2 separate regions of the Homo sapiens genome follow, and region 2 is linked to region 1. A link is an interaction called in ENCODE POLR2A ChIA-PET data of the cell type or tissue named here. Cell type or tissue: Panc1. All regions are shown on one strand. Each heading gives the region's core, and the rest is flanking DNA. Links, peaks and the distances in the headings are about the cores only. Region 1 has its middle 32 kb from the start of LINC02101. Region 2 has its middle 140 kb from the start of PLK2.

What was found. ChIA-PET counts read pairs that join two places held together with the same protein. Peaks named below come from ENCODE experiments on the same cell type or tissue, not always from the same donor. Only the 100,000 strongest peaks of a DNase experiment are listed, where the experiment ranks them.
Region 2: POLR2A ChIA-PET joins it to region 1 with 5 read pairs; 1 of 35 experiments calls an interaction of 5 or more read pairs at or near these places.

The regions. Positions count from the first base shown.
Region 1 is chr5:58,146,163-58,162,130 of GRCh38, forward strand. It overlaps the pseudogene PGAM1P1. Among named protein-coding and RNA genes, the nearest start is that of LINC02101, 32 kb to the left of the region's middle. RefSeq lists an enhancer at 15,853-15,968. In Panc1, for the core only: no CTCF peak of the experiment used is centred there; no DNase peak of the experiment used is centred there; H3K27ac peaks cover 713 bases.
Region 2 is chr5:58,310,124-58,326,091 of GRCh38, forward strand. No RefSeq gene overlaps it. Among named protein-coding and RNA genes, the nearest start is that of PLK2, 140 kb to the right of the region's middle. In Panc1, for the core only: no CTCF peak of the experiment used is centred there; no DNase peak of the experiment used is centred there; H3K27ac peaks cover 1,400 bases.

The DNA.
Region 1 (15,968 bases), core at 4,840-9,839:
AATGTGTTTATAATTTTTTTCCACTTGACAAAAAAAGAACCACATATTAGACTAATTGTGCTTAGGGTACAGAATATGAGCATGTTTTGACTTAAAATGTAAAATAAATAATGAACTAATAGTAGACACCCCAACCTGATCATAGAAAACTTTTGTTTTTAATTTCTCTTGGTAGTCAGTCTTTGTGAATGTGGATTTAAGCCACCAAATCCTTTACTATGTATTACTAAAACATAAGGCAAGGAGAAAGCATTCCCATTTCTGATGTAGCAGCCTCGGATAAAAGAGGCTAGTGAGAGGCCTTAATGTGAGTGTTCCATAATCTTTTGTGCCATGAATCCCTCTGTAGTCTGAAGAAGCTTTGGAACTCTTCTCAGAATGATGTTTTTAAATGAATAAAATAATATACATAGAATTCCCAAGGAAACCAATTGTATTGAAATGTAGTCATCAAGAGTTTATTTTAATGTAATACAGTAATATATGACCTTCTCTATTAATGTGTTAAGTAACAACATCTGTGGTAGGTATAATAACTGTTTGCATTTGAAGTAGGGGTGAATGCAAAATGTATTGCAAGATCTGCAATAAGTGTAATGAGATATGAAAAAAATATGTGATTTCTCTTGGTGAGAAAGTTGCATGTACTGCTAGTAACCATGTGACATGGTACCTACCTTCATATTTGGAGGTAATGAGAATTTTGTTCTTAGAGTTCAATAAAAATGAATATGTACTTTTTTCCTGCCCAAGTTCACCCAGGGGTTTAAAGGATTTTGTATTAGAACGTCTTTTCTAAAGAATAAGAGCTGGAGGTAACAGGGAGAAGGACCGTAGAAATTTGAGACCTGGTCAGAGACTGGGGCTACTGTGACACATATTTTGCTTGTGCAATTGCTTTTGAAAGTTACTGTATTTTGGGGGAAAAGAATAAAAGGTGTTTAGAAGAAAATGCTTGGCTACTTTGATATTTTAATATTTTCCCTATAACAACAAAAAAATTAGGCCATTCTCCCTTTAAGTGCTTGATATGCACAATACCAAAACTGGTATTGTAAAACTGGCAGAGATTTACAAGAAATTTTCTATCCCACTGGCCAAAAAATAATCCTAGCAATATGGTGTAACCGGTATAAAAGAAGAATAGATGAGTCAAAAATAAAAATAAATAAGTGAGTAAATAAGTGGGAGAGAGGGAAAAACTCTGCATTACATAAAATGCCAACTAATAACGTAGGAAGAAAGAATGATACAGTTAAAAAACCACCACTTTGCAATCAACGTATTAATAATTGATTCATGCAAGAATCATCAGTGGATGAATAGAAAAGAAAATCTTTACTGTCTCATAAATTACTTATCAATTACAAAGAGTTAAAGATAGTAACTTTATCATATTAAAATTTGAAGGATGCCACCATAGCCAACATCACCAATAATGGAACAAACTGATATTGTACACCTCGTAATGTGATACAATTAGGACTAATTGTAAAACATCATAAAGATCCAAATTGAGGGGCATTTATACAAACAACTGGTCTTTACTTTTGTTTTTCTTCTTTCCCTCTTCCTTCCCTCTTTTTTCCACCCTCAATGTTGAATCCTAAGATGAGAGTTACTTTCTTCAAAGCAAATTAAAAGTAGTATGCCATTTCCATCTGACTCTTATTTTATACACTAAACAAGACTAGTATGATTTGAAACAAAGAAACTTCTTTGTATGAGAAACAGCGCTTGGAAATTTAAAAATGAAAGCTGAGATTTAAACATATAATAAACATCTGGACTATCTGTGTCAAAAAGCTTCTGCTGCTGTATGAGTTTTCCATCACTAAAACAAATTACCAAAATTTGGTGGCTTAAAACAACCCAGACATATTATTTTACAGTTCCGAAGGTCAGCTGTCCAACAGGGGTCTCACTGGGCTAAAATCAAGATGTTGTCAGTCATTTCTGGAGGCTGTGAGGGAGAATCAGTTTCCTTGCCTTATCAAGCTTCTAGAGACCATCCTATGGCTCATGACCCCTTTCTTCCACCTTCAAAGTCAGCCAGAGTCTCTTCTCAGGTTGTCATTGCTCTTGTTCTCCCTATTCTGTCTCCCTCTTCCACACTGAAGAACACTTGGGATGCTATTGGGCCCACCTAAGTAATCCAGTATAATCCCTCTATTTTAAGGTCAGTGGATTAGCAAATTCAATTCCATCCATAATCTTCCATTTTAAAGCATACTACTGGCAATATTGGAGGGTGTTGCCTCTAGAAGTATAATAGAATCCAAACAATTAGGAGTGGTCACTAGGAGACTAAGCCTGGATGCCTCTTCAGTGGATGCCTCTCCTGTGGAGCTCCTTGGATTTCATTAATCACACAATGAAGTAAGACATTGAAATGAGATCCATTGAATGGAATATCACAACAGGTCTTGCTGCCAACTTTGAATGTTTTCACCAACTGTAGTTATTTTGCCCAATTGGAATGTCAACTCTTTTAACCTCCCCCATTGGAATTCTATGTATCCTTCCAGGCTCAACACTGGTCCCTTTTTATCATAAAACCTTTTTTAGTATTTTAACCCCAAGAGGTTCTCCCTTTTCCAAACTCCTATCAGATGTATGGTACATATTTTATAATTTTGTTTCCAATTAGATACTGCATTCTATTGCTTACTATTGTCTCATCATCATTGTCATCATCATTGCTCTCATTTACTGAGCCCTCACGATGGGTCAGTTTCTGCACTCAGTGTCTGATGAGGATTATCTGACTTAATTCTCATAAATGCCTCTCAGGGTAGTTATCGTTATCTTTAACTTGCAGAAGATGAAATGTAGACTCAGAAGATAAAATCTGGGGCCCAAGTTCAAACAGCCAGAAAGTGGAGAAATACATATTATTTGAACCCAAATTCGTCTGACATGAGTTTAGTGCTTCAGATGATAGCTGCTTTATTCTTAGATTATAAGCTCCTCCACGATGGGACTCCCTTATAATTTTTCTGAAACTCCCACAGCACCTGGGACAGACTTAGGTATACTGCAGGAGCCCCATAATAGCACTGAATTTGACACAAATGTGAACTTGAAGCAGAAGGGTGCTATATGCAATGTAAGTTGCCCCAGCTTTGGTTCATTGTATGAGTGAAGCATTTGCACAGCAAGTTGAGGAATCTGTTTCAAAAAGTTTTATTCTGTGCCTGTAAGGATGCCCAGTAGGTTAGGAAAATTTTGGGAATTCCCTTCACTGGTTTTGGAAAGATGACTATGGTAACTTGGGTCAGCGAGTCATCTAGCTGAGACAGTGTAGCCAGGAGAATACCAATGCCTCCAACCATAGCATTTACATTGTTTCAACACCCAACCAGTTGCCACTAAAATAATTCCAAATAATTCCACTCAAAGGAGTGGTCGTGGTTATGTCCAAATCTCTGTGGGCCTGCTCCCTGCTCTCAGCCAGCCCTTTGGGGAAACTGAAGTGCCACTTCACAGAGCCCCGCCCTGGTATGAAATTCCAGAGCACTTACACTTGTGTTTAATGATAATAATTAAGGTTTATAAGAGCTCTTCAGTGCAGACAGATGATGTATTTTATTACTGATGCAGTAGCATATCATTTCTTAGACCAGAACATCTCCTAGTGTAAAGTATTCCAAATCTGTGCCTTGCGCAGAAGTGCACGGATGTACCCAAACATAATATTTTTCATACACTCAGGTGCTTTGTGTTCAGCAGTTTCTGGCGGACAGATTAAAAAGACCTCCTGGAATCTGTGTGAACTGCAGAGGAGGAGCTGACTCATGGGGCTGTCCCCTAGGTACTACTGCTTTAGGTGAATCGGACCAGCTAAGGCTTGGAAAAGCAGATAATGTGATGTGATATGGGGAAGAGGGAAGTAGCCCTTGACCAAAAGCAGGCCCTTGGGCCAAGATAAGTCTTGCAGAAAACCCCATACAACAAGGGGAGGCACCTGGGAATATTTCCTGGCCCTGCATATACATCCTGCTTTGTTTCTAAACACGGTTCCTGGCACAGAATAGGTGTTTGCAGGTTGGATAAAGATGCGTTTCAGCTCACTGGCATTGAATTCTCATTTAGAATGAGCCTTAGCTGGGGCCAGAATTAAGCAGGATTATAAACTTCACAAAACCTTTGGAATAGTTCTTATTAAACCCTAGACTTTGCCCCGACTACTTTGTTCTCATCCAGCTCCTCATCCAACTCTCTAGGACTTGATGCAGTTCTCTCACGTGGCAGAATCCACCACTTTGGCCTCCAGACTGCTGTCTCCCAGAGCCCTCCCTGGGTGATACTTGTTGCGTTTTCCCATGTCCCATGTCCTCTGCATCCTGCTCTAGCTAGACCACCAGGCTGACATCAGAGCTTCCCAACCCACATGCCTCTGCACAGCATTACAAACATGAAGGGTGATCTGAAATGGTCATCTCTCGGCTTTAGGGACAGGCAGGGCCCAGAATATGAAAGCCATTCTTTCCTATATCCCCATCCCATTCAGCTTCTAGCCACACACAGCTTGGTCGATTGGGCCCAGTAAGTCATATAACTAATATCATTTTCTGAGTGCTATGAGTGAAAAGATTTCAAAGACCCTGGTAATTGCTGTCAATATCATCAAGGAATGCAAATGGCTATCCACAGTGGTTTTTAATCACTGGTGTGTATCAAATTTACTGAATGATTTTTTTTTTAAATGTGATGATGACTTTTCCCTTGCACCTGAAATTCTGATTTAGCTAATGTGGGAACTGAGAAATGGATTTGAACGAACTCTCCAAGCAATGTTTATGCACACTGTATTTGTCAAGATAGACTAGGCATTTGTAGCAAATAATATTCAAATCTGGAGGTTTTATATCTTGCTCATGGTGCATGTGTTTCCAACAATATTCTGTATCTGTACTGGATGAGGGGTGGAGGGAATCACTCAAAGTATGCAGATGGCCTGGGGCTCCATCATCTTACAACACTTTCCTCCAGCAAGTGCCTGCAGACCTGGCAAAGGCAAGGGGAGAAAGAACTGGAGATTTGTAGTTGGAGTTTTAATTGACTAGAACTGGTCACATGGCCCTGCTCAGGGGCCAGGGCTGAGATGTGTGGGAGCAGATGGAGATTCAGTGCGCAATGCCTCCAGAAACACCACTGGCAGGGCATTTACTTTCCCCAGCAAGAGAATCTCGTTCTGATAGGGGATCCTGGAGACAATTCCATAACTCCAAATGCCAACTTCTTGATCAAGAGGAGTAATGGAGGGCTAAGGGGGGATACAAAATGGAGAGTGCCTTTCTGGGTCATTCAAACTGTATCACTTGGTATCTTCCACTGCTCAAGGCTGAATATGCCCACCTGCAGAAATGATATGTAAACATTAAAACATTTGTAGTGTTTTAGTTGGTAGTTATTTAAAAGAATAATTTTATATTATTAATAAAACATATTAAATTTATTTAAAAATTTATTTAAGATGTATACAATTTATTTAAAATAAAATTAAAATACAATCAGAAACTTACTATTTAACGAACCAATTGGACCATCTAGTCCAGGGGTTGGCAAAGTTTTTCTCTAAAGGTCCAGATTATAAGTATTTTGGTCATTAACAAAAAACAACCATGGATGATATATAAATAATTAAGTATGGTTGTGTCTTCATAACATTTTATTAAGGGACACTGAAATTTGAATTTTATACAGTTTTCCTATGTCATGAAATATTAATTTTTTGATTTTTTTCAACCATTTAAAATGTGAAAGTCATTCTTACCTTGCAGGGATACTAAAACAGGCACCAGGCTGACTTTGACCCTTTAGTCTGCTGAGCCCTCATCTTGTCAAATCCCCTCCTAATACAGATGAAGAAACTGAGGTTCATGGAAGTGAACTGACTTTTTCAAAACCACAGAGAAAGTAAGAAGGGTAGAGTCCTTCTAGGATTTTCCCCACTATTCCTCACTGTATTTCTTCTCCAAGCATGAATATGAGCTAAGAGAAAGAGATGTTTCCTCTATGGAACCTAGACATATTAGGAAATGAGGTGTGGGGAGTAAGAGGAGAGTCCGGGCTGAGATGGAGGTTACAGTATAGGCAGCCCGCATACCACCCTCCTCGCTTAAATCAGGAAGAATTAGATAACCTGGATAGACCAATAACAAGCAGTGAGATTGAAATGGTAATTTTAAAATTACCAAAAAAAAAAAAAAAAGTCCAGGACTAGACGGATTCACAGCAGAATTCTACCAGACATTCAAAGAAGAATTTGTACCAACCTTTTAACACTATTTCCACAAGATAGAGGAAGAGGGAATCCTCCCTAATTCATTCTATGAAGCCAGCATCATCCTAACACCAAAACCAGGAAAGGACATAAAAAAAAAAAAAGAAAACTACAGACTGATATCCCTAATGAACATAGATGCTAAAATCCTTAACAGAATACTAGCTAACTGAATCCAACAACATATCAAAAAGATAATCCACCATGATCACGTGGGTTTTATACCAGGGATGCAGGGATGGTTTAACATACGCAAGTCAATAAATGTGATACACCACATAAATAGAATTAAAAACAAAAATTACGGCCGGGTGCGGTGGCTCACGCCTATAATCCCAGCACTTTGGGAGGCCGATACAGGCGGATCACGAGGTCAGGAGATCGAGACCATCTTGGGTAACACGGTGAAACCCCGTCTCTACTAAAAATACAAAAAATTAGCCAGGCATGGCGGCAGGCACCTGTAGTCCCAGCTACTCGGGAGACTGAGGCAGGAGAATGGCGTGAACCCGGGAGGCGGAGCTTGCAGTGAGCCGAGATCGTGCCACTGCACTCCAGCCTGGGCGACAGAACAAGACTCCATCTCAAATAAATAAATAAATAAAAGTAAATAAATAAATTACCCTGATCATCTCAATAGATGAAGAAAAAGCATTCAACAAAATCCAGCATCCCCTTATGATTAAAACTCTCAGCAAAATTGGCATTCAAGGGACATACCTCGATGTAATAAAAGCCATCTATGACAAACCCAGAGTCAACATAATACTGAATGGCGAAAAGTTGAAAGCATTCCCTCTGAGAACTGGAACAAGACAAGGGTGCCCACTCTCACCACTCTTCTTCAACGTAGTACTGGAAGTCCCAGCCAGAGCAATAGAACAAGAGAAAGAAATAAAGAGCATCCAGATTGGTAAACAGGAAGTGAAACTGTCACTGTTTGCTGATGATATGAACGTTTACCTCGAAAACCCTAAAGACTCCTCCAGAAAGCTCCTAGAACTGATAAGAGAATTCAGCAAAGTTTCCGGATACAAGATTAATGTACACAAATCAGTAGCTCTTTTATATGTCAACAGTGACTAAGCGATGAATCAAATCAAGAACTCAGCCCCTTTTACGTTAGCTGCAAAAAAAAAAAAAAAAAGGAATATACTTACCCAAGGAGGCGAAAGACCTCTACAAGAAAACTACAAAACACTGCTGAAAGAAATCATAGACACAAACAAATGGAAACACATCCCATGCTCATGGATGAGTAGAATCAATATTGTGAAAATGACCATACTGCCAAAAGCAGTCTGCAAATTCAATGCAATCCCATCAAAATACCACCATCATTCTTCACAGAATTAGAAAAAAAATTCTAAAATTTATATGGAACCAAAAAAGAGCCTGCATAGCCAAAGCAAGACTAAGCAAAAAGAACAAATCTGGAGGCATCATACTACCTGACTTCAAACTATACTATAAGGCCATAGTCACCAAAACAGCATGGTACTTGTATAAAGATAGGCACATAGACCAGTGAAACAGAATAGAAAACCCAGAAATAAGCCCAAATACTTACAGCCAACTGATCTTTGACAAAGCAAACAAAAACATAAAGTGGGAAAAGGACACCCTTTTCAACAAATGGTGCTGGGATAATTGGCTAGCCACATGTAGGAGAATAAAACTGGATCCACACCTCTCACCTTATACAAAAATCAACTCAAGATGGATTAAGCACTTAAATCTAAGACCTAAAACTATAAAAATCTAGAAGATAACATTAGGATAACCCTTCTAGACATTGGCTTAGGAAAGGATTTCATGACCAAAAACCCAAAAGCAAATGCAATAAAAAACACATAAATGGCTGGGACTTAGTTAAACTAAAGAGCTTTTGCATGGCAAAAGGAACTGTCAGCAGAGTAAACAGACAACCCACAGAGTGGGAGAAAATCTTCACAATCTATACATCTGACAGAGGACTAATATTCAGAATCTACAATGAACTTAAACAAGTCAGTAAGAAAAAGGCAAATAATCCCATCAAAAAGTGGGCTAATAATATGAATAGACAATTCTCAAAAGAAGATATACAAATGGCCAACAAACATATGAAAAAATGCTCAATATCACTAATGATCAGGGAAATGCAAATCAAAACCACAATGTGGTACCACCTTACTCCTACAAGAATGGCCATAATCAAAAAATAAAAAACTAGATGTTGGCATGGATGCGGTGATCAGGGAACACTTCTATACTGCTGGTGGGAATGTAAACTAGTACAGCCACTATGGAAAATGGTGCAGAAATTCTTTGAAAAACTAAAAGTGGAACTACCATTTGATCCAGCAATCCCGCTACTGGGTATCTACCCAGAGGAAAAGAAGTCATATGAAAAGGATACTTGCACACGCATGTTTATAGCAGCACAATTTGTAATTGCAAAATTGTGGAACCAATCCAAATACCCATATGGAACCAAAAAAGATTATCCACCATCAATCAATGAGTGGATAAAGAAACTGTGAGATATATATTTATGATGGAATACTACTCAGCAATAAAAATGAATGAATTAATAGCATTTGCAGCGACCTAGATGAGATTGGAGGCTATTATTCTAAGTGAAGTAACTCAGGAATGGAAAACCAAACAATATATATTCTCACTGATACGTAGGAGCTAAGATATGAGGGTGCAAAGGCATAAAAATGATACAATGGACTTTGGGGACTTGGGGGGAAGTGTGGGAGGAGGGCGAGGGATAAAAGACTACAAATATAGTGCAGTGTATACTGCTCAGGTGATGAGTGTACCAAAATCTCACAAATCACCGCTAAAGAGCTTACTTATATAACCAAACACCACCTGCACCCCAATAACCTATGGAAAAATAGAAAAATTAAAAAAAATTTAAAGTGTCACGTGGCTATTCTATTACCTGCACTAGTGAATTAAAGGTTTTTTTTTTTTTTAATTTGGGAATTAAGAACCCTAACATACTGGAAAACTATAACTTTCAAATTTGGAAGAGATATTAGAAGTTATCAAACCTAATTTCCAGATGAGAAGAACTAGTTCCTAAATGGATTTTAATCAAGACAGAGCTACAGCTAAAACCCAACCCAATTAAGGTCAGTGGTCTTTCTGCTACATTTCCTCCCATTATCCTTGAGACTTTCCTGGCATGGTTTATAAGGTCTCAATAAAGGACATTCATTATCTTTCACTTTTGAGAAAACAGTACTTTTCTGCATAGCAAAGTCATCTACTCAGCTCGTGTAGTTCTCCACATCCTTATGGAGCTGCTTCTAACGCACTTAGAGGGCCTGATAATGCAGCAAGAGATGCTTGGTATCCATTGCCCAGCAGTAGCTAACATAATTCCTGGCAGTAGTAGGTCCTCAATAAGTGGCTGACAATAGATAAAATATGTAAATTTATGTGAGCTCCATGAACTATTTTCATGCATATTCATTAGGATAAGTTTGTCTGAACTAGCAAACTGAACTAAAGTTTCCATGGTAATCTTTTTTGCACTTTCCAGCTATAACATATTGGGGGATTTTGTTTTTAATCCTTCAACAACTCTCCAAAGTTTAATATGCTATAATCTCTTTTGGGATCCAGGCTGTTTTATTTGTCTCTTCAGATCTAGAACAGAACCTGGTACTTAATATATCCAAATTGAATGAATGAACTGTCCTTCATCTTCCCCTCTCCATCTTCCACATCCTTGCCTTTCCTTTCTTCTCCACACACTTCCAGGGGCCCTCATTTGCTCCTTGTAGAGCTTGTACATGTCACAAAGCTGAGGACTCCCACAGTGTTTGTACATATATACAGGGCCCTGCATGCCACATGATAATTCAGACAGAGGACACGGAATCTGTGTCAGTGCAGCTAGCGCTAGTGCTGCGTTCAAAATGAGTCCTTGTAATTCTGCCCATAGCAAAAAGTGATGCAGCTGATATCAGCTGTGGCTCTGAGATCCTATGTTGGCCGCCCCTCTGTTCTCCCTCCTCCTCATCAGCCTCCTCTTCATTTTATTCCTATGTCACTGCTGGTGCATGCATGCGTCATTGGCAACCTCTCGCTGTGGCTGGAACATCGCTTCATCTATGAATAGATTTTAACAGCCTCCTTCAAGCTTCCTCTCAGGGCTGAGTTGACTCAGCCACGCTGGGAGTAGGGAATGCTTTGACTGACAGCTAGCTTTACCATCCTAAGGTGCCATGGTGTGGATATAAAAAGAGAGGTGCAAGAGGACCTAAGGATGTGGCTTAAAGGAAGCCCTCCTGAAAAAATAAATCCATCATGGCAAACTAAGAGAAGTAAAAAAGGAAGACAGGCAGTAGCTGGAGAGCTATAGTAGGTTGTTATGGATGAAGTGATAGTTTGGGATATGAAATTAGTGATTTAAAAAAAAGACATCTCTCAGATTTGGCTTTGATCTGAAGATTAAAAAGAAATTGCTTCTCTTGAGAAAGGATATTTAAGGAGCCAATTTGCAAGTAGCCAAGCTGGAGGAAAGAGGATTTCCAGAAGCAAATCCAGGTCATCTGTTTAGAATTGATGGGTGCTTATTGTCTCTCACACTGAATTCACAGCTACTGCCTTTAATTAGTAACAGGAACACAGTCATAGCAGCCGCCAGCTGCAAAACCTGCCTCTGTGGGCTTTCAGAGACAAGAGGGACCATTTCTGGCTCAGGCAGACACAGCTGCTTCACGCACCCGGAATGTGTGGGAAAAACCCGGCTTGAGCCTTATGTAGGATAAAACAAGCCAAAGAGGTTTTTCCAGATAGAGGTAACCTCATGGCTGCTTATTAATAGGACAATGGATTCACCCTATAGAAATGTTTGGTGGTGTCTGCTTAATTGTTCTCAGGCAGTTATTACTGCAATTAGGGACCTGTGACATTGCAAAACCTCGTCTAGACTAGTACGTATTAAAAAGAACCTGTTTTTGATTGCTTTTTGTTGGAGAGAGCAGATAAACAGTTTGCCTTGGAGTCTCACGCATGTGTGTACTCAGTCTCTCTCTCTCTCTCTGAACTACAGCTTTTGTGGCTTTTCATGCAAGTGAAGTATTTTGAGGGGCACAACCAGCATGCAAATACATGCTTCCTTCAACTCACTCACCCTTAACTCCAACATGCAACATCTGTCTTAGCTGATATTCCTGTAAGCAATGACTATTAAGATTTCGGTTTTTTTTTTTAATCTGGAGGCTTTGACATTACCTGGAAACAAGCTACAATGAGAGGAGCAGCTTCAGAAAGAGAAGGGAAGACACTCATTCCCAAAATACCACGACCTCCAGGAAACTTTATAATTAGAGCTTCAATCCTCTTGAAATCCTCTCTGCCTCAGATTCTATGAATCCGCACTGCCGGAGTATTCTTCTATCACTCACAGCAAGCCTTCTTTTTCTCTTCATCATCATCTACAACCAGGTGTATCCTTAATGCCTCCATCTTTCCAAAGTCAGTGTTAGGTGGAGAATTACAATTCACCTCCTTTACCCCATGCTGAATTTTTTCTTCTTTGAGAGAATACAGCATTTTACCTCTCTGCCATTCATTTGTGTCCTTAACTAAGTGAATCCTTGGGTTGTTACTTAACAGTGTGATCGGTGTACATTATCTTCTCAATGACATGCTAAGTCCTTGGGCACAGTGTCATAATCAGGAGTGTCTGGCAGCAACAACAGATTCTGATACAGGAGGCCTTTAAGAAATATTGGTAGTTTGAGAATGCTTTTTAATTTTTTATTTAGCAGTTTTTGATTTATGAAAAATTGAGCAGAAAGTACAGAGTTCCCATATACTCCACCCCAACTCACCAGTCCGCTCCTCCCAGCTTCCCCTATTACTGACATCTTGCATTAGTGAGGTATGTTTGTTGCATTTGATAAGCCTATATTGATGCATTATTATTAAGTCCATATTTTATGTTGTTTTCACCTTTGCTGGGGTACATTCTATGGGTTTTGAAAACATGTAATATCATGTATCCACCATCACAGTATCATACAGAATAGTTTCATTGCTCCAGATCCCCAGAGCTCCACCTGTTTATGTCCCCCAACACACACACATATACACCAAACCACTGGCAACTACTTATAGTTTTACTGTATCTATAGTTTTGTTTTTCCCAGAATGTCATGTGGTTAGAATCACATAGTATGTAGACTTTTCAGGTTGGCTTCTTTCACTTAGCAATGTTCATTTAAGCTTCTCCCATGTCTTTGTGGCTTGACAACTCATCTCTTTTTATTGCTGAATAATATTCCATTGTCTGAATTACTACAGTTTATCTATTCACCTATTAGAGGACATTTTGGTTGCTTCCTTATTTTGGCAATTATGAATAAAGCTACTATAAACATCCATATGCAAGTTTTTGTGTGGACATAAGTTTTCAACTCATTTGGATAGATACCAAAAAGTGCAACTGCTGGATCATATGGTATGTTCAGTTTTTTAAGAAGCTATCAAACTGTCTTCCAAAGTGGCTATACCATTTTGCATTCCCAACAGCAGTGAGTGAGAATTCCAGTTGCTTTGATGATTTCTTGAGCCTGGGTTTTGGGAAGTGGAAAATATAAAGAAGATACATTTGTGGGGTGGGATTAATTCAGAGCCATACACCCCTACCCTTGGACTGTCCTGCAGTAAACAGTGAAGGGTGGTGGACAGTGAGTGGATATAGAAAAAGCAAACCTTGGTGATATCTCCACCCTGCTACTTCTCAGCTATGTGGTCAAAATAAGTTACTTAGTCAATCTGAGCTTGGTTTTCTCTTATTTAAAAATGGAGACAATAGTACTAACTTCCTCAGACTCTAGTAACTACTACATAAGATAATGCACTAGCATAATCTTGAACACATAATGGATACTCAATAAGAGTGTTTCCATTTGAACAATAGGAACTAAGCTAATTTTCACCAGAATTTTTGTGATAATATGATAACCTGCATCCACTCCCTCTACTCCAGGTTCCTTTATTATTATTGTAAAGTCCTGTGACTAAAACAAGAAAATGACCTCAGAATTCTTAATGAGAGCAGAATTTCCTAGTTGCTATTTCCACCTGGTGAAAAATTAAGAAACTAGAAATGTCACCCAGACTGCTTGACTTATGAGAATCTCAGACTCTTGAACACAGGGCTGCAGACTTCCAAGGGCTCTCCCTAGCCGGCCACATCTTGGCAGATAAGACCACCCATGGGAGTGGACCAGTGCAAGTTGTCCCCTTTGATTCTTTTCCACTAGAGTCTCGCTGACCCTGTACCTTTCCTTTGAGAAAAATTATTAGCAGCATTTTGCAACCATGGCTGAACTGCAGCCTTGAGAGGTCAAAAACTGCAATCAACCCTGTGACATTTTCACCCATATTCCTATAATTACCATGGGAGATGTCACTGTCCAGTGAGACTCTTATGCAATGCTCATGTGGTAGACCATATTTTTTATACTTTCCATTGCTTTTGCTGTTTACATGAGGGCAGGTATGTGTGTGTGTTGCCCGCAGCCTAATTGATTTTAAACCATTTTAAAAATTTGGTGGCTCATGCCTGTAATTCCAGCATTTTGGGAGGCTGAGGTGGGCAGACTACGAGGTCAAGAGATTGAGAGCTTCCTGGCCAACATGGTGAAACCCCGTATCTACTAAAAATACAAAAATTAGCTGCGCATGGTGGCATGCGCCTGTAGTCCCAGCTACTTGGGAGGCTGAGGCAGGAGAATCGATTGAACCTGGGAGGTGGGGATTCCAGTGAGCTGAGATCATGCCACTGCACTCCAGCCTGGTGACAGAGTGAGACTGTCTCAAAAAAAAATTTTTTTTTAAATATATTTCAGATCCTGCTTCTCTGGCCCTGAGCTACTAGTCACCATTGGTCTACCAGTTGAATGTAAAGGGTAAAAGATTCAAAGCACACAAACAGTCTTTGGCTCTCAGCCCCAGCGGCTAGCCTCATAAGATTATCTTGACCTGTTGATTTTCACTTAAGGACCAGATGAAGAAAAGTAAATCTAATAATTGTGTTTCATTGTGTAAGTAAGCTGGGTTTCTATACTGGTCATTAAAATGTATAGGAACAGTCTTTCCATTATTGTTTAGCTACTACCATATGCATAGCATTGTACTTAGTGGGAAATGCTGAGGAAAGACCAGGAGGAATTAAGACTCAAGATTAAAAAGTCATGATTTCTCCACTTTCAAGGGTTTATTCCCATGAATAATTATGGTTCAGTGACTAAAGGGGAAACATGTTGATGGGCCCCTGTTAGCAAATAATTATTGACGTATTCCAGCCCAGCCCTTCCTTAGTCTGTACAAAGATGTAGTGTTATGATTGACAGAGAACCCTACAACAGGTGAGCTACAGAGGTGAAGTTACTTCAGAAATACTTTCAGTAGCAGGAGAATGTAAGCTTTGACATTTTAAAAATTCTGTATTGCATCTACAAAGGCCAGTAAGTAGAAATTATACTTCAGGCTATAGAGTGTGAAAGGAAGACTGGTCACATTTCAGCAGGAATCTGCAAGGATCCTGTTACTAAATTAGTTACTGGGAGAATTATATTTTGGAAGCAAAACTCCAACATTGCTACAAGATGAAAGAAGCTTCTTTGATATGAGAGGAGATGGTTTTGTGTTGTTTAAAGGAAACACAGGGCTCTGGAATCTCTGTGAGCCCTAGTCAGTGCCACATCCCCACCCCACCGCCAAGGCCATGTATAAGCTGGTGTTGACCTGGCAGGATGAGAGTGTCTGGAACCCACCTTCTGTGGCTGGTAGCATGCCAACCTTGAGCCCGGCAAGCCATGAGCAGGCATAGCATGGCGGGAAGCTGCTGTGAGATGTTGGCTACGAGTTCGATATCTTCTTCACCTCAGTGCAAAAGAAAGTGACCTGGACCCTCTGGGCAGTGCTAGATGCCATTGGCCAGAGGTGGCTGCTTGTAGTGAGGACTTGGCACCTCAGTGAGCTGCACTATGGTGGTCTGACCAACCCAATAAACACAAACTACTGCCAAGCATGCTGAGGCTCAGGTAAAGATCTGGAGGTGCTCCTATGCTGTCCTACCACCTCTGAAGGAGCCTGACCATCCCTTCTACAGCAGTGTCAGTAAGGACTGCAGGTATGCAGATCCCACTGAAGATCAGCTACCCACCTGTGAGTCTGAAGGACACTACTGCCAGAGCTCTGCCCTTTTGGAATGAAGAAATAGTTCCCCAGATCAAGGAGGGGAAACAAGTACTGACTGCAGCCCATGGCAGCAGCCCTGGGGAACTTTCATTTGGGGAGGTATCTCCCAGTCAGAAGTCATGGGGATCAGAACCCACTTGAGGTAGTCTGTCCCTTAGCAAAGCTAAAGTGCTGTGCTGGGAGATCCTCTGCTCTCTTCAGAGCTGGCAAGCAGGAATGTTTAAGTCCACTGAAGCTGCACCCACAGCCACCCCTTCCCCTAGGTGCTCCGTCCCAGGGAGATGGGAGTTTTATCTATAAGCCCCTGACTGGGGCTGCTGCCTTTTTTTCAGAGATGCCCAGAGAGGAGGAATCTAGAGAGGCAGTCTGACTACAGTGGCTTTGCTGGCTGCGGTGGGCTCCACCCAGTTTGAACTACCCAGTGGTGGCTTTGTTTACACTGTGAGGGGAAAAC
Region 2 (15,968 bases), core at 6,486-11,485, 170 kb after region 1:
GTTATTGATGTTTCAATCTATACATTTTCTACTGACCTATATTCTACCTCAAAAATCTTTTCTTCACATGTGTCTAATTATTATTAAACCATTAGTTACTTTCTTGGGGATGCTGTAACAAATTACCACCAACTTGGTGGCTTAAAAACAGAAATTTACTCTCCCACAGTTCAGAAGGCTAGGAGTCTGAAATTAAGGTGATGACAGGACTATGTTCTCTCAGGAAGCCCCTTCTATAATCTAGTTGTTCCAAGTATTCTTTGGTTTATGGCTGTGAAATTCTAATTTCTGCCTTCATCTTCATGTGGCTTTCTCCTCCTGTACCCCATTTCTCTCTCCTCTGTATGTCCCTTATACAGATCTTTTCATTGGATTTAGGGCCCACCCAGATAATCCAGGATGATCTCATCTAGAGATGCTTAATAACATCTGTAAAGACCCTTTCTCCAAGTAAGTTTTGGATGTTAGGATGTGGACCGTATCTTTTGGGAGGACATCATTCAGCCCACTGCAGCCATCTAAGGAGTTGTTAACATGAGTTATTGTTTCTGTAGCTGTGTAATTTTCTTTAAATTTCTTATTTATACTCCAATTCTCTGCAGAAAGTATTCAATTTGGTTTTAGTTTTCTAAAAACATATTAGCCACAATTATTCTCATGTCACATCTAATAAACTCCAATATCTACATCTTCTGTGTTCTGTTTCTATTGTATGTTTTTACTCTTAGTTTTTTGCTATAGATCTTCTCCACTGGATTAGTTGCATTTTAGGAACAAAAAGCACCTTAAAGGCCTATAGTAAACTGAAAGAATTATATTCCTTGACCATTTACATTATGATGGGAAAAGATCTTATTTATTGAAGTGAAAAATATGATTTTCTTTTTTATCTGCTTTATTCTCATCAGAAGATGATCCATACAAAATCTTCTTTGTTTTACATATGCGTATATACAAACGTGATATTACAAAATAATAGATCATGTCTATGCCTTATTAAAAAATATCTAATATTTTGAGATATATAGTTTTTAAACACTGTGAAAATCCATGAACAAGACATTAGAAAAAAATTTCATAAAATATTTTGGTTCTTCTGCACATTTGTAAAATTATAGAGTCAATATATTTGTAACTAGAAACTTTGTGTATTTTTTTCTTCAGACTTTGTACGTGTAAATGGAAGAAAACAGTTGAAACTAGCATTCAATAATTTAAATTTTAAAATCCTACCACTGAAGACTTGGATTAAACTGTCCAAGGCAGGAGTCAGAAACAATCAGGTAACCAGCGAAACAAAGTTGCCATTTGACTTTGAAAACAGATGTAGCATGTTGCCTCCCAGGTGTAACTTCTGTAAACTTGTTCAGCATCTCTTGTTAAGTACCCTCAAATCTGTCCTTAGATTGTTGCTCAGAAATTTTCCCTCCTCCCTGTGTCATATGCCATCAATGGTGGAGAGAGCCAAGTTCTGTCCCAGAAGATTTCTATAAAAGGGTCAGCTGGATTGTTGGAGCTGTCATGTAGCAATTTGGAAAGCCCTCCCTGCTAGTAACTTTGTTGGAATTATTAGCGTCACAGGCGTAATTGGGGAGCAATTGTTTCAATCTGACCCACGTCAGAATGACAGAAAATCCCATGGTACAGGAAAGGCCTTCTTAGTCATTGTTTGGTTAAGGTATATTAAGTTGTGTCTGTAGAAGCAAGGAAAAGGCAACTAAATCTAAGATAATAGAAGGTAATGAACCTAAATAATAATAAAGATAATAATAAGATAATCAACCTAATATAATAGAAGAAAAATAAGGTTGTATCACATTTTCAAATGCTAATAACTTCATACCAGTACTAAAACCTTGCATTTATAATTAATTTTACAAAATGTTAAGATATCCTATGTTAGATTTATAAATAAATTAACTATAATATAACTGACACAGGAAGTTGTTAGCATTTTTTATTAGATAGCATGGGTTGATTTTTCTCCTTTCTTTTTAAGAACACACAAATAGAGGAGAGAATATCAGAGACTCATCAGTTTACAGAGAATGATTCCCACTGAGGAAGAAGAGCCTGAAACAAAGATTTATACCATATCCTAACTATATAGTAATTGATGAAAGTATCAATTTGACATAATTTGACATGTTTTCAATCCTTCCGCCACAGAATTCCAGCTGATGCCACAGCACCTTCTGGTTATTCATTGTGCAAGCATTTCTTACTTAAACAAGCTTGGTTTCTCAGTGTTGCCATTGTTCCTCCCTTCCCGTGTCTGCCCAAAATTTAGAGACAAGTTTCACCTGAACATCTTCCAGCTAGCTCGTTTCACTTTAGAACCCAGTACACGCATGCGCATGTGCGCATGTGCATACACACACCCCAGATATTCATGCCACATCCCAAATATATTGAGTGAGATCCTTTAGAGATGGAAACTCAGTCTTCTGTTTATTTTAAATATTCCTCAAGTGACAATGATATATAATCAGAGTTGAGAAATCATTGATTTATATTTTTTCAAAGTAAAAAATTGAGGTGCAGAGAGAGAAGCAGACTTGAAGAAGATTCAGATGTAGGTAGTGGGGAGCTAAGCTTAAAACCGAGGCCTCTTTTGATCCAGAATTAAATTCTGTGTGTTCTATGGTATACCATCTTTGTAGAAATTACAGATATCATCCTGAAAAATTATTTTATTGGTCAAATAATGAAGTCAAATAGATTCATTACTAAGTGAATTAGAACTTTGAATATCCTAATGTGCATTACTACTGTTCAACTCTAGGGTGTGGAATACAGTATATCATTTCCTATACTTGTTTGACCATAGATCCATTTTGTTTTCTCCCAGAGAGTTTGTCATGGATCAATATTCTGTGGAACAGATGGTAAAAAGTACCATAGACCATTAATAACATTAGCAACAATTGATATGTGTACAGCTTTTACAGTTTATACAGAATGTTCATATTAAATTATTTTGGTTCATCATTTAAAACACTACATTAAAATGTCCAGTTTTGCTCGCTTATTTCTAAAGCAAAGATGATGATCTTGTGCCAAGTTTGTGCCTTTAAGTGTCAATGCATGTCTTAGAAGAATACATTAGTGGAGCAATCACGCCACGATTGCATAATAACAAAAAGTATCTGTGACAGATTAAATTATCAAACTCAATCAAAGCAAATACAGTCACTGTTCAAAACCATTGCTTATTATTAAAAAGAAAAATCTATAAAAATTGTAACTTTTGTTGAAAAAAAACTACTCAGAAATATGTGTGTGTACACAAAACTAGGCAATTCATGCACCAGGTATGTATTGAGTGCCTACCATTGAAAAGACACTCTGTCAGGTATTATGGGAAATACAGAACTGGAAATAGGCCACACAATGCCTGCAACATGAAAGATTCTCAATAAATGTTGAACAACTGTCTACAGGAAAAAAGTACTTCTCAATGAGCATTCTCTTTAGAAGGATGAAAACCAAAAGTTGATATAATACAAGGAAAAAGTATATAAATGTTGAGTAGAGCCGAATAGTGCCATGGGAGAAGAGAAAAAGAATAATAGCAAGAGCTATAATAGATAATATTTATGGGATGGTTGCCATAGTTCTAAGACTGTGCTCTTCAATATCTTATCCATTATCCACATGTGGCTATTGAACACTTAAAATGTAGTCATTCTAAATTGAGTTTTACTGTAAACAGAAAATGCCCATCAGGTTTCAAATACCTAATATGAAAAAATAATGTAAACTATTTTATTAGTAATTTTTGTATCGATTAAATGTTACATTGATAATATATTAGTAAATATTATTAAAATTATTTCAACCTGGTTTTCATATCTTTTAAGTTGAGCTACAAAAAAATTAAAATTACATATATGGCTCACACGTGTGGTTAGCATTACAATTTTTTTTGGAGAGCACTATGTATCTAAGAGCTTTAGCAACATGCTATCTCATTTAATCTTCCAAATCATCCTAAGAAATCAGTAACCATATTTGATACAAAGCATATTTTAAACAAGCTGACTAGAATTACACCAATGAGTAAAAGGACTTGCTCTACAACCAGTTCTATGGTAACTAGAGGAAAGCTACATGATGGACGATGATGATTACTCAGTTACCAGGTAGACTCAGTTAAATATCTTTCCTTAGCCAAACTGTATATGACTATAAAGGTGCCCATTTTAAACTCAGTAATTTTTACATATCATAATGATGAGAATTTCTAAGGGAAAGAGTAAAAGAATTTTATGTGTCTTATTTGAGAAGCTAAGCTTCTATCTTCTTGGACATTTCTATTGCCATTTTTCAACATAATGCCATTTGAAGACTGCATAACCAGCTCTTCCCAACTCTCCAACTGCAAATGGTAAGACTGTATGACTGAATGTGGCTCAATATTCTCCTTTACTATGAATGAGTACAAAGAGGGTGCTTCTCAGCCTTTGAACTTCTGGAAGCCACTAAATTTAAGCAATTTGGATTTCTCACAAAGAGGAAATCTTAGTGTAAGTTTCAACATACTTCCACCTCCAGGTGATTTGCAAACACCAACACAAAAGGCTCATGCCCATGATGGCAAATAATGGAACTTTGATGTGAAGCCAGTTACACTGTGAGCCTGATATTGCTTAATTGCGTGATACACACACTTAGAAACTGGCCAAAGGAAGCTCAGAGCACCTATTCAACTGAATGCCATAAATCAAATTCTAGAGAGTAAGCGTAAACATGAGTCATAAAAAGACTTGGCCTATTTTCACACCCTGAGCATGGAAAGAGAGAAATGACATTTTGTCTGGATTAATGCGATATCAGTTATAGAGAATTGTTCATCTAAAATGTTTCCAGTTCTGCCTCATTGCTGGAAGGCAGAGCATGGATGATTTATCTGAGTGGAACAGAGTCTGAGCTGTGCCTCAAATGTCTGGGCTGTGTTATCTGAAAATAAGGGAGAAAAAAAGATCCTCTGCAGCACTCGTTAAGTGTCTCTGTAGTAGCAGACAAGCTGCTTACTCATTTTAGGCAAAAAGAGGGTGACAATTTGAGATTACTTACAAAATGGGTTATCTGAGGCCATATTAGAGGTGATCTACCTCTGATACTCTCTCTCTCTTTTTGTTTTTTTGAGGCAGAATCTCACTCTGTCACCCAGATGGGAGTGCAGTGCCGCAATCTCGGCTCAATACAACTTCTGCTTTTTGGGTTCAAGCGATTATCCCACCTTAGCCTCCCAAGTAGCTGGGACTACAGGCATCCACCACCACACCCAGCTAATTTTTGTATTTTTAGTAGAGGTGGTGTTTCACCATGTTGCCCAGGCTGGTCTCAAACTCTTGGGCTCAACTGAACCACCCACCTCGGCCTCCCAAAGTGCTGGGATTACAGGTGTGAGCCGCTGCGCCTGGCCAATGCGCTCTATATTTTAGAGTCTGAAGTGTCCTCCAAGTGGTCTCTTCAAGTGCCATATGAAGGCAAACAGTTCTCATAAAATTATCCATTTCAGGCAAATCCTTTATATAAAATTCTCAATTCTTAAATTTCAGTAAATCAAAAGTTAAAAGGAAACTAATTACCTGCCATTATTTACATGTTGTACAGATCCACCTCAGTTATTATTCAACTTAGTTAGTACTTAGTTACCACCTTAGTTACTATTCACTCTAGTTATAACAACTATTGGTATTATTTTGGATAGTAAACTTTCTGAGAACACTGAAAATTTAATTTAATTCCATCGGTATTCAGAATGTAAATAATAGCCAAAATAAGGTGCACCTGGTTGGAAGGAACACTATAGAGATTCTCTGCTCCAGAAATCTGTGACTAGCAACAAAACCTATTTGAGAATATTCTTTTATGATAATGACTAAAGCTAAAGTAAACATTTCAAACTTGTTGCAAAAATTTAATACCTGGGAATTTAGCCTAGAGATATTGCATGTATCTGAAATGCCATATGTTTGAGGATATTTACTCTAGCACTGTGTATAATAGCAAAAGTCAGAGAAAAATATTCTAAATGTCTATCAGTAAGTGCCTAGTAAAAGAAATTATTATACAGATATAAAATGGGATACTATGCAGTTATTTTATAGTTTTTTTTTTAACTTTTAAGTTCAGGGGTACATGTAGAGCTTTTTTATGTAGGTAAACTCATGTCACTGGGTTTGTTGTACAGATTATTTTGTCACCCGGGTACTAAGCCTAATACCCAATAGTTATTTTTTTGCTCCTCTCCCTGGAGCCCCCACCCTCCACCCTCAAGTAGGCCCCAGTGTCTGTTGTTATATAATCATTTTTAAAAAGAGAAAGCTCTATATGTACTAAAATGGGATTACATTCCTAATAAATATCAATTATTTTAAGAAAGCAAATGGCAGAATATTTAATGTATACTTCCATTTACATTAAAAAATGTATATGTTTATGTAAGTATAGTTAATCTGTGGAGAGATTCTGCAACTAATAGTATTTGCTTATAAGATGGGTTGCTCATTGGCTGGAGTAGGGGGCAGGGTGGTTTTTTTTCTCTTCAAATTATTTGTACCTTTTGGATTTTATAACATGTATTTATATTACCTATTCAAAAAGTTAGATGAAATTTCATAAAATGATTTAGGAACCTCCAAATCATTTTATAAAGATTGTGCTTTAAGGAGAGAGGTGATGGGGAAAATAAATAAAGGAAATATCTTTCAAAAAAAAACTGTCAAAATAGTTTTTCATAAACAAAGATTCCAGAAAAATTGTCTTACTTCCACGAGTGCAATCATGAATAAATTGCACCAAGCATGGGGGGTGCTTAAGCAGTACAACTTGGAAATAAATAACATATTTACTTGAAGGCACAGGAAAAAAAAAAACATGATGTGTCCAGTTGAACAGATTCTCTCCATTGTCTATATCGCATCACGTATTCTGGGCAGAACTGTCCGCAAGGAAATCCCTCTAACGGAGCAAACACTACTCTGGGAACACACGCAGGAAATGGGAGTGATAAATCAGAAAGGCAAAGGGAACATGATGGATGCTGGAAGCAGCTAGAGGAAGGCAGGAGGATATCAAAGTGTTCAAAGGAGAACCAGAAAAACAAGACCATGTGGATGACATCAGTGGGAAGAAAATAACTTGGGACACACCAACAAAAGACACTCAAAGATGATTTGACAGCTTGGCAGTGCTATGAATAGGGTAGCAAGCTCTCCATATTTATTTGCTGGAAGATCTGCTGTTATGGCACATAGCAGTGCGTTCGAGGACAAATGCTTCCCTCCATACAAACTTTAAATGTTAATCTCTCCGTTGGAAAATATTTACTGAGCATCTGATTTGTAAGGTACTGTGGGTGATACCAAAATATATAAGATAAAGATCTGCCATCTAGGAGCTTACAGTCTACTTTCAAATAGAAAACCCTTGGGTAAAAGCTTAAATTTAAAATTATTTTTCAAATATTAATCCTTTCTCCCTAGAACTCTTCTCTCAGGATCTAGGCCTACAAAAATTTCTACTGAACACTGTTTTCAGTTCCTTTCAACTAATTATTCCGCTGAGCCTTAACAAGTAAATTATTAACAATCTAAGTTTTCATAAAGATTAAATCTACTTTTTTCCATTATTCAAAACATTTGGTCTTTGTACCTAAGATGTCATAAGTTTATAGACAGTAATATCTCAGAGGGTCTGGGATCATGAAAATATTAGGTTGAGAAACTTTCTATTCCAAGGAAATATATCTGAAAACTATTGTCTGTTTAGTCAAAATAGCTTTCCTTAAACCTAATCAAAATTCTTCCTACTGCAATTCTGACTCATTTATTAGGCCTCCACATAATTTAGCTCATCCTTTCATCAAAAGTATTCTTAACACAAAATGCAATCAAACTCTTAATCTAAATAAAACAAAGAGCACCAATTCCCTAAACATCTATCTACCATATGTCTCCAATTGTTTTATAAGATGTGTAACTTGAGTAGGGTTGTCAGGCAAGTATTAAATTTGAAATTCAAGTTAAATTTAAAATCCAGATAAACAACAACTAATTTTTTAGTATAAATTTGTTTCAAGTACTATCTGGGACAAATATTGCATGGGATATACATATACTACAAAGTATTCATTTATACTAAAAAAGTATTTATTAATTCTCTGAAATTAAAATTCAACTTGGTGTCCTATATTTTTATTTATTGAATGTGGCAAGCCTGAACTTGAGTAATTACTTTCAAAAAATTAATTATAAAATGGGATGAAAACCCTTTTATTGTTTAATAAAAAGAATGAGTATTACTTAATGTTTACCACATTTAAGATCTTAGATTACAAACCACTTATTCAGCAGCTCACCAGATGAGAAGTAAAGATGACTATTTCTGAAATGTGTGGAGGCTTTTCACTTGTTTGGCTATCCAGAATCAAGAGGCGGAATACCCTCTGGATGGAAACTTGGTGTAAGTCACTGACTACTAAGAGGCTTTCAAAACAATTCACTGATTTATGTTCCTTTTTAGCATGTGGGGTGATGGATGCTTTCCTAGTCATCTAATGCATTGATATCATGGAGTATTGTTAAATGTCTGACAGACTACCTAACTTAGAAGGAAACACTTATCAGATACTTAGTGACTCACTTTCATTCCATACTGAGTGGTGATCCCAATATACTTGTAAGTATACTATTCCACACTACCAAAAGACTTATTTCCAGAGGTTCATGAGATAAACAGTGGGAAAAAAATACGTTTAAAAGTAGAGACTTGAGAGTGAGATGAAATATGAACTATACTTTAAGACATACCCACAGAGAGTAGAAAATTGAGAGTAATGAATAAAACCCATAAAGAGATGTGTTTAAGAGGAAAATGATCTGAGGGAAGAAAAATACAATCAGAAAGTTACTATAAAACATTTTAAGGGATATGAGGATTATTAGATGCTAGAAGCAAGCATGTCTCATAATAAAATAAAAAGCAACAAACACATATTCAGCACTGTTAATACAGTGGGATAGAGCAGGTTTAAAAAGACAGGAGATGTAGATTTGCCACTGTTCATTCATTCATTCATCCATCCATTCATTTAGTCATTCACTCGGTAGATACTTGTTGAGCATTTATTGGGTGAACACATTTTTTCAGGTCCAGAGGATAGAGCTGTGTATAAGTTCCACAAGTTCTGATCTATGGAACTTACGGTCTATTTAGAAAACTTAAAAATAAATTCACTAAAAAGAAACCATGGGTTTTCCAATCTGGCATGTAAGGAGCTTGGAGACATCACTGCATCCAAAGAACATTAAAAAGTTGAACAAACTAAAAAATAACCAACGCTTCTTCGATTCACAAGAGAAATGAGGTCACAGGGAAAACCACTGCCTAAAAAATTAAAGAGATAGGCAAATACAGAGAATCACACTTTATGAGAGCAGAAACTCACTAGAAGAAACCTCTGCAGGAACTAGAGTCAGGAGAGGAAAAACTAAACTGTAATTGAAAAATTGCTGGAATTGCTTGCCATCTATATACCATCTCTGGTGTGGCATATGTTCAGGTCTTTAGCTCATTTCTTAATCAGATTGTTTTCTTATTGTTGACTTTTAAGAGCTCTTTGTATATTTGGGATAACAGTCCTTTATTAGATGTGTGTGTGCTTTTTTTTTTTTTGCAAATATATTTGCGTTATCTGTGGGTTATATCCTCATTCTCTTGACAGTATCTTTCACAGGGAAGAGATTTTCAGCTTTAACAAATTTCAGCTTATCAATGATTTCATTCATGGATTGTGCCTATGGTGCTCTCTCTAAAATGTCATCCCATCCCAAGGTCACCTAGGTTTTCTCCCATGTTATCTTCTGGCAGATTTATAGTTTAGTGTTTTACATTTACAAAATTAGAAATCAAAAATGTTTACCTCGCAACACCCTTTACTGATGAAACTAAAAACTAGTCAATGATGCAATGATCATCACACTGAGCTAAGCTCCCATTCTGGAGAGCTGTTTTGTTTATTTCCCTTCATTATTTGATGTTGAAATAGTTTTTTAAAGGCTCATCTAGATTTTATCCAGGGAACACAGATCAATAAATGGAAGATGTAGGAATTTTTCAGAAAGAGTGAAAGAAAATGGGAAACATTAAATAATTAACAAAAAATGGTCCTGTTTCAATAGGTAGTTTGAAATAAAAGTTGAGTTTTTTACATCTAAAAAAATGTACATTATTTGGATCAGATGCAAATCCAGAAATGTACAATTTTGTTTACTTACTCTTTAAAGCAGAAAGATTATTTTCTAGAATTTTACATTATCTTCAAAAGAATAATGATAACAAAGACACAGGGATATGTTTTGTTTTGTTCTGTTTTCTTTGTTTGCCGCAAGAATATTGACAGAGAGACTGCAAATTGATGGATGAGACTTTAAGACTCTTACTTAATTTATACATTTTCCTCTGTGTCTTTATTTTTTTGAGTGAGTTAAACATCTACATCTCATTAGAACACACTTGATTTTAAAAGGGAGTGTCAGTTTTTAAGCAAATAATTTTAAATATGAAAGCAATTAATGTTTTAAAGTTGTAATTACCTCGGAGTAATGCAAATAATCCCAGGATTGTACTTGAAGCCTAAAAGTGGCAAGCCACTGATGTTCTCTTTCCTGCCCTGTAAGTTGCAAATGCTACCCTTGAGATACACACAAATAGTTCGGTTATGCTCTTAAAGAGACTAACTGGTTAAGAGGAAAACCCAGAACCCCTTTAGTTCTAGTTACATTTCAACCATGGCTCTCCCACATAGTGGAACTCCATGACACCATGACAGCACCTACCTGGTGGGTGGAAGAGTGGCAATGACGCTAAGCAGTTCAAAAGGCAGCATGTGCTCCAAGTTTCCTCCAAATAACACTTAACAAAAAAGCTCAGCGGACTTCCTGTCCCACACAGGAAGCTGGAATGTGTTAGCAAGAAAAAGAGTGTTTCGGAGAAAGCAACATGGATCCTATTTATTCTTCCATGGCAAAATATGCTTGCAAATGGGCTTTTCTGAGATACAATGATAGAAATATATCTCTTAGATGGTTCTCTTCCTTCTCAGAAACATTTTTAGATAAATCAAAATTTCACAGTCACAGAGGATTTTTTAAATTAATTGGACTTTTTTTCCAGTTATAAAAGTAAAACCTAGAGAAATTTTCTTGCTGACCTAGAATAGTCACCTGCCATGTTGTGAGTCTGTCTGTGAAAAGGCCACGTATCAAGGAACTGCAGGTGGCCTCTAAAAGCTTAGAATGCTCCCAGACAACAGCCTGCAAGAAAACAGGAATCTTTGTCCTACACCTACAAAGACTCAACTTTGTCAACAACCACATGAGCCTGAAAGAAGAGCCCAATCTCCAGAAAAGATCACAGCTCAGCAGACACCTTGATTGTAGAACACCTAGCTAACCTCTGCCCAGACTCCTGACCCATGGAGATAATAAATGTATTTTGTTTCAAGCTGCTAAGGAAAAAAGTAGTGTTAGTTTATGAAAACAGTACAGAAAAGCATAGGTACAAAAATTATCCTTACCACATCCCACACTGTTAGGTGACCACTCTAAAAGCTGTGTGTGTGTGTGTGTCTGTGTGTGTCTGTGTGTGTCTGTGTGTGTGTGTGTGTGTAGGGGATGTATATGCATGTGTCTTCGGTAAAGGCTCACCTCTTCTAATTTAGTAAGGAGTGCAATTCAAAGGGCAGGAATGAGAACAAGAGAGGTGAATCCAAAAAGGAGTGATTTCTGACCCAGGGAATATCAGGTTGGGGACAGCTTGATGATACTAATTGCTTCATCTCTCAAGGATCTAAAAAAAGAAGTCATATAAGCTGTACCTTGGGACATCCATCCAGCAGTGGCTAGAGCAAGAGGTGAGTGAGGTTGAGATGATCTGAAGTGTCTGAGATGATAAGATATGTCTGATGCAAGATCCTTCTTGATATTATTTATAAATTTTAATATATACACTATCCCACAACTTACTTTTTAAATGTACTATTATTTACATTAGATAACTTTTCTTATCTGCATACAGATCTTTCTTATCCCATAGGCTACATAGTAAAGAAAGAAATTTTAGGTTAGAAGATAAATTTGAAGATTATATTATATTTTACTTTTCTTCTTTCTTTGCTTTTTTTGACAAATAATGACACTTTAAGTCATTTAGGGAAAGGTTAAAAGAACAGAGCTTGATCATTTCGCTTAAAGCTAGGGAAGTTTGACATGTCACTGAACTTTTAATATTTACTCGACAGTTTTGCATCTAATTATTAAAAATATGCTCAGCTCTGTTTGGCACATGTTTCTAATTTACCAGTATTTTATTTTGTGTATTCCTAGGGAAAGAAATTCTACTTCTTTTAAATCAGAGAAGCATGGCTGTGATCACCCTTGTGAAGTTAAGACAGGATACTTTAAAACAGTATTTAAAAATGAATACCTAACATTCCACCAATGTTGCCCTCAACTCTTTGCTGGCCAGTTTGTCTCATTAGTCATATTCTTCCCTGGAAACAGGAAAGGAGGGCAGAAGGAAAGAAGGAAGAGTTGGAGGATACCGACTGATAAGAAGGAAGAGAGGGAGGGAGGAAGTTTGTTTTCGTGACCATTATTAGATTAGTCTAGTTTTACAAATGGCCCGACTTAGTTTAGCCTTTCACTTGAATGGGATATTCAAACTAACCTTGTGCTCCCATCTAAAGGGTCAGTCTAATTCACATGAGAAAACACTCTGGGTTTGCCAGCTACTTGGTTAGCAACACTACCCTGTGTGCTTATATAGATAAAGGTCTACTCCAAGGAAAACTGGAACTGCTTTGAGTCTTTGGGAGGACTCTAAAACAGCCCCACGGTCATTTGACACATTTGGAATTTTAACAAAGAAAAGTTGAAAGCAAAGCAAAAGGAAAAGAAGTTTTCCAGGCAGACAGCAAAATGGGCAAGAGATTAAACCCTTTTCTGACCTCTCCCTAAAAGATTCTGATTCTACCAGGCGGTGGTAAACAAGGAAACTGTACAGCTTTAATTTTATGAACACTCCTAAGCAGTGGAACAAAGCACGAATCTCTGAACATCATGTTTCCTTTGATCCTCACCAATGAGCAGAAACTTCTTAGCAAGTATGTTAAAATCCAGGTGAGCACTGTGACCTTTCATGGGAGTTTTTCAATACACTAACCATTTCTGCAAGGATGATTGCCATTGCACGTCAAGTGTTACAACTTTGAAGCAAGTGAGTTTAAAGAAAAACTAAGAAAAAAAATCGAAGACAAAAGGTTGATGAGGCAGGGAAGGGGTTAAATTTCCTGGACTAGAAATAATTTTTTCCATCAGAAAATATTTAGAGGTAAGGAAGGGGTTACCCATACCTTTGTCTTCTTAGCTCCTTTTTGTAAGTTCGTTCCTTTTCACAGGTAAACGTCTAGAAACAAGATGTTATTTACTTCGTAGGAATGTGTTCCCAATGTCGGATTCAGCTGTGGCTTCTCTTTAAGACAAATAGGGCTAAATGAAGAGCAACATATTCAGTGTTATGCATGCCAGGTATATGCAGTATATAAAAAGGAAGATAAAATACAAATGCTTGCTTTTATTATTCTAAATTACAGTCAGATGATTGGTTAAATCACAGTAGCTTGAGACCTGAACTGTGGTGAAACTGTCAAAAAAGGCAACTATGCTCTTTATTGTGTTATTCAAAAATATTTTAAAATGTATTTGATGTCTGTATTCTAGGTATATAAAAGGCGTTTCAGAATTTTTGCTGTTAGATATTAAGATAAAGAAAAGGGAGAAATGTGCATTGTTTTGACTGTAAATAATGAGAAAATAGTCTAAAAAGGCCTGTCTCTCAGAAACAAAGTGAAGAAAACTGCATCTGAATGAAAGAGGTAGGAAAATGCAATCAGCAAGTTTGCCAAACAGGAGGAAACATCCCATTTGTCTAACTACTTAATTTTCTTCAGGTTTCTTCTATCTTCTATCTTCTAACACACACACCATATATGTATATATGTTTGTGTATCTCTCTCTCTATATATATGTGTGTATATATGTATAGTATGTGTATGCGTGTGTGTATGTGTGTATGTGCATGTGTGTGTGTGTGTGTGTGTGTGTGTGTAATATGGTGGAAAGCATGGCTTAAATCCCAACTCACATACTTAGGAGCTTTGCAACAGTATTTCTAACAATATTCCACGCACATCTCCTCTCAGTTTTCTGCTTCCTAACCTGTAGAATGGTAAAAATAGTCTTTCACCTTTATTTTAGAGGGCTATTCTGGGCATTAGACAAGATAACATAAAATATAATGTGAAAAGTTTGGTTCCAAAGTCACATTTTGGGAACTTGATTCCAGCCTCTCTACTTACTGCTGTGTAACATGAACAATTGACTTATTCTTTCTGTGTCTCAGTCTCCTCATCAGTAAAATGAGATAGTAACAGTGGCCCTTCATAAGGTTCTCAGTGAATTTAACTTGTTTAACAGTCATCCATATTTCAGAGAATTCCTGGGCACAGAAGGAACTCAGTAACTTAGTTGTCTACCTTTACTGCCAGCACCACTGTCGCCATTACACAAAAGTACCTAGCAGCATACCTGGTATGAAGTAGGTAAGCACTGAATATTTGTGGAAAAACCCAAGCGATCTTACATTTGGGTTTTTATTTTAATGGGATATGCCTTTCTTATTCTTTGTCATGAATCAATTATATATTATGGAAGGCAATAGTCATGCTATTTTCCTCCAGTAAAATAATTCTATAACCCTTCATATCTGCTCTTTTGGCCATATATTCTCAGTATTACGTAAGCCAAGACAGCAGGTTGAAGCAAAAATAAATTTGGTAAAACTATTAAACTACATCATCCAAATCAGTGGAGATAAATGAAAAAAAAATTCCTCTATGTCTCCTCCCTAGTGTAGAGTTTTTATTGATTTCTCATTTCTTAACTTATATGAAGCCTTGACTTTTCTGTTTTTTCTTCTCTATTAAATTAAGTATGTTACAAATTCTGTTAAAGACAAGCCATCTGGAAAAAGGGAAAGGCTACTGGCAGTAAAGTCTTAAAAACCTTTTGTCCCTCGTTCAGATTCAGACAAAACTAACATCCCAGGACCTACCTATGTTTCTGTTGGGGAGCTAGGCAATTTAATTTAAATTATCTTTTTAAATGATATAACATCTTGCATATTTAACAAAGAAAGCAAGTGACTTGCCTAGGATTACCTTTTTGGTTACTTAGGGTAATTAGCAAAGTTAAGACAAGAACTTCATCTTCTGTGGTAAATTTCTGTCTTTCCTCTACTCCATTAGGCTCACTTATAAAGTAGAGAAAAATATACCTGCTCTATGAGGCCTTGGGGTTGTCGTGAGAGTTTTATTATTATTATTAATTAGTAATATTAATCAACATAATAAAAAGATATTAATTACTGCAAGACACTATAAACAAATGGAGTAATAATATCAAAATGAATTCCAAAGACCTATAAACATTTTTGTCTTTATTGAAAACTTCTTACAATTATTGAGAAAAAGATGGTAAATGAGGTTTGAAAGTAATCTTTAACGTGGATATTATTATTAAATCAATATATTTTAACTACGAAATCTGTGAATACATATTGACATAGAAATGATTTTATTCTCTAGAACCATGCAGATGGTATATTTTCCTTGCATCACATTCTGCAAGAATATTTCAGATGGTATGTTTTCTTTGCCTTTGAAGAATTAGCTTCTGTTTTTATAATATTAGTAAAGCTGTACTACAAGAGATTATAAAGAGAGGGGAAAATTTATTATAAAGAGAGGGGAAAATTTTATAGCTCTCTATAAAAAGTGAACCCATTTATCTTCCAAGTCATAATGAGCTAGTTTAAGAAAGGCCTTTGAACTTACC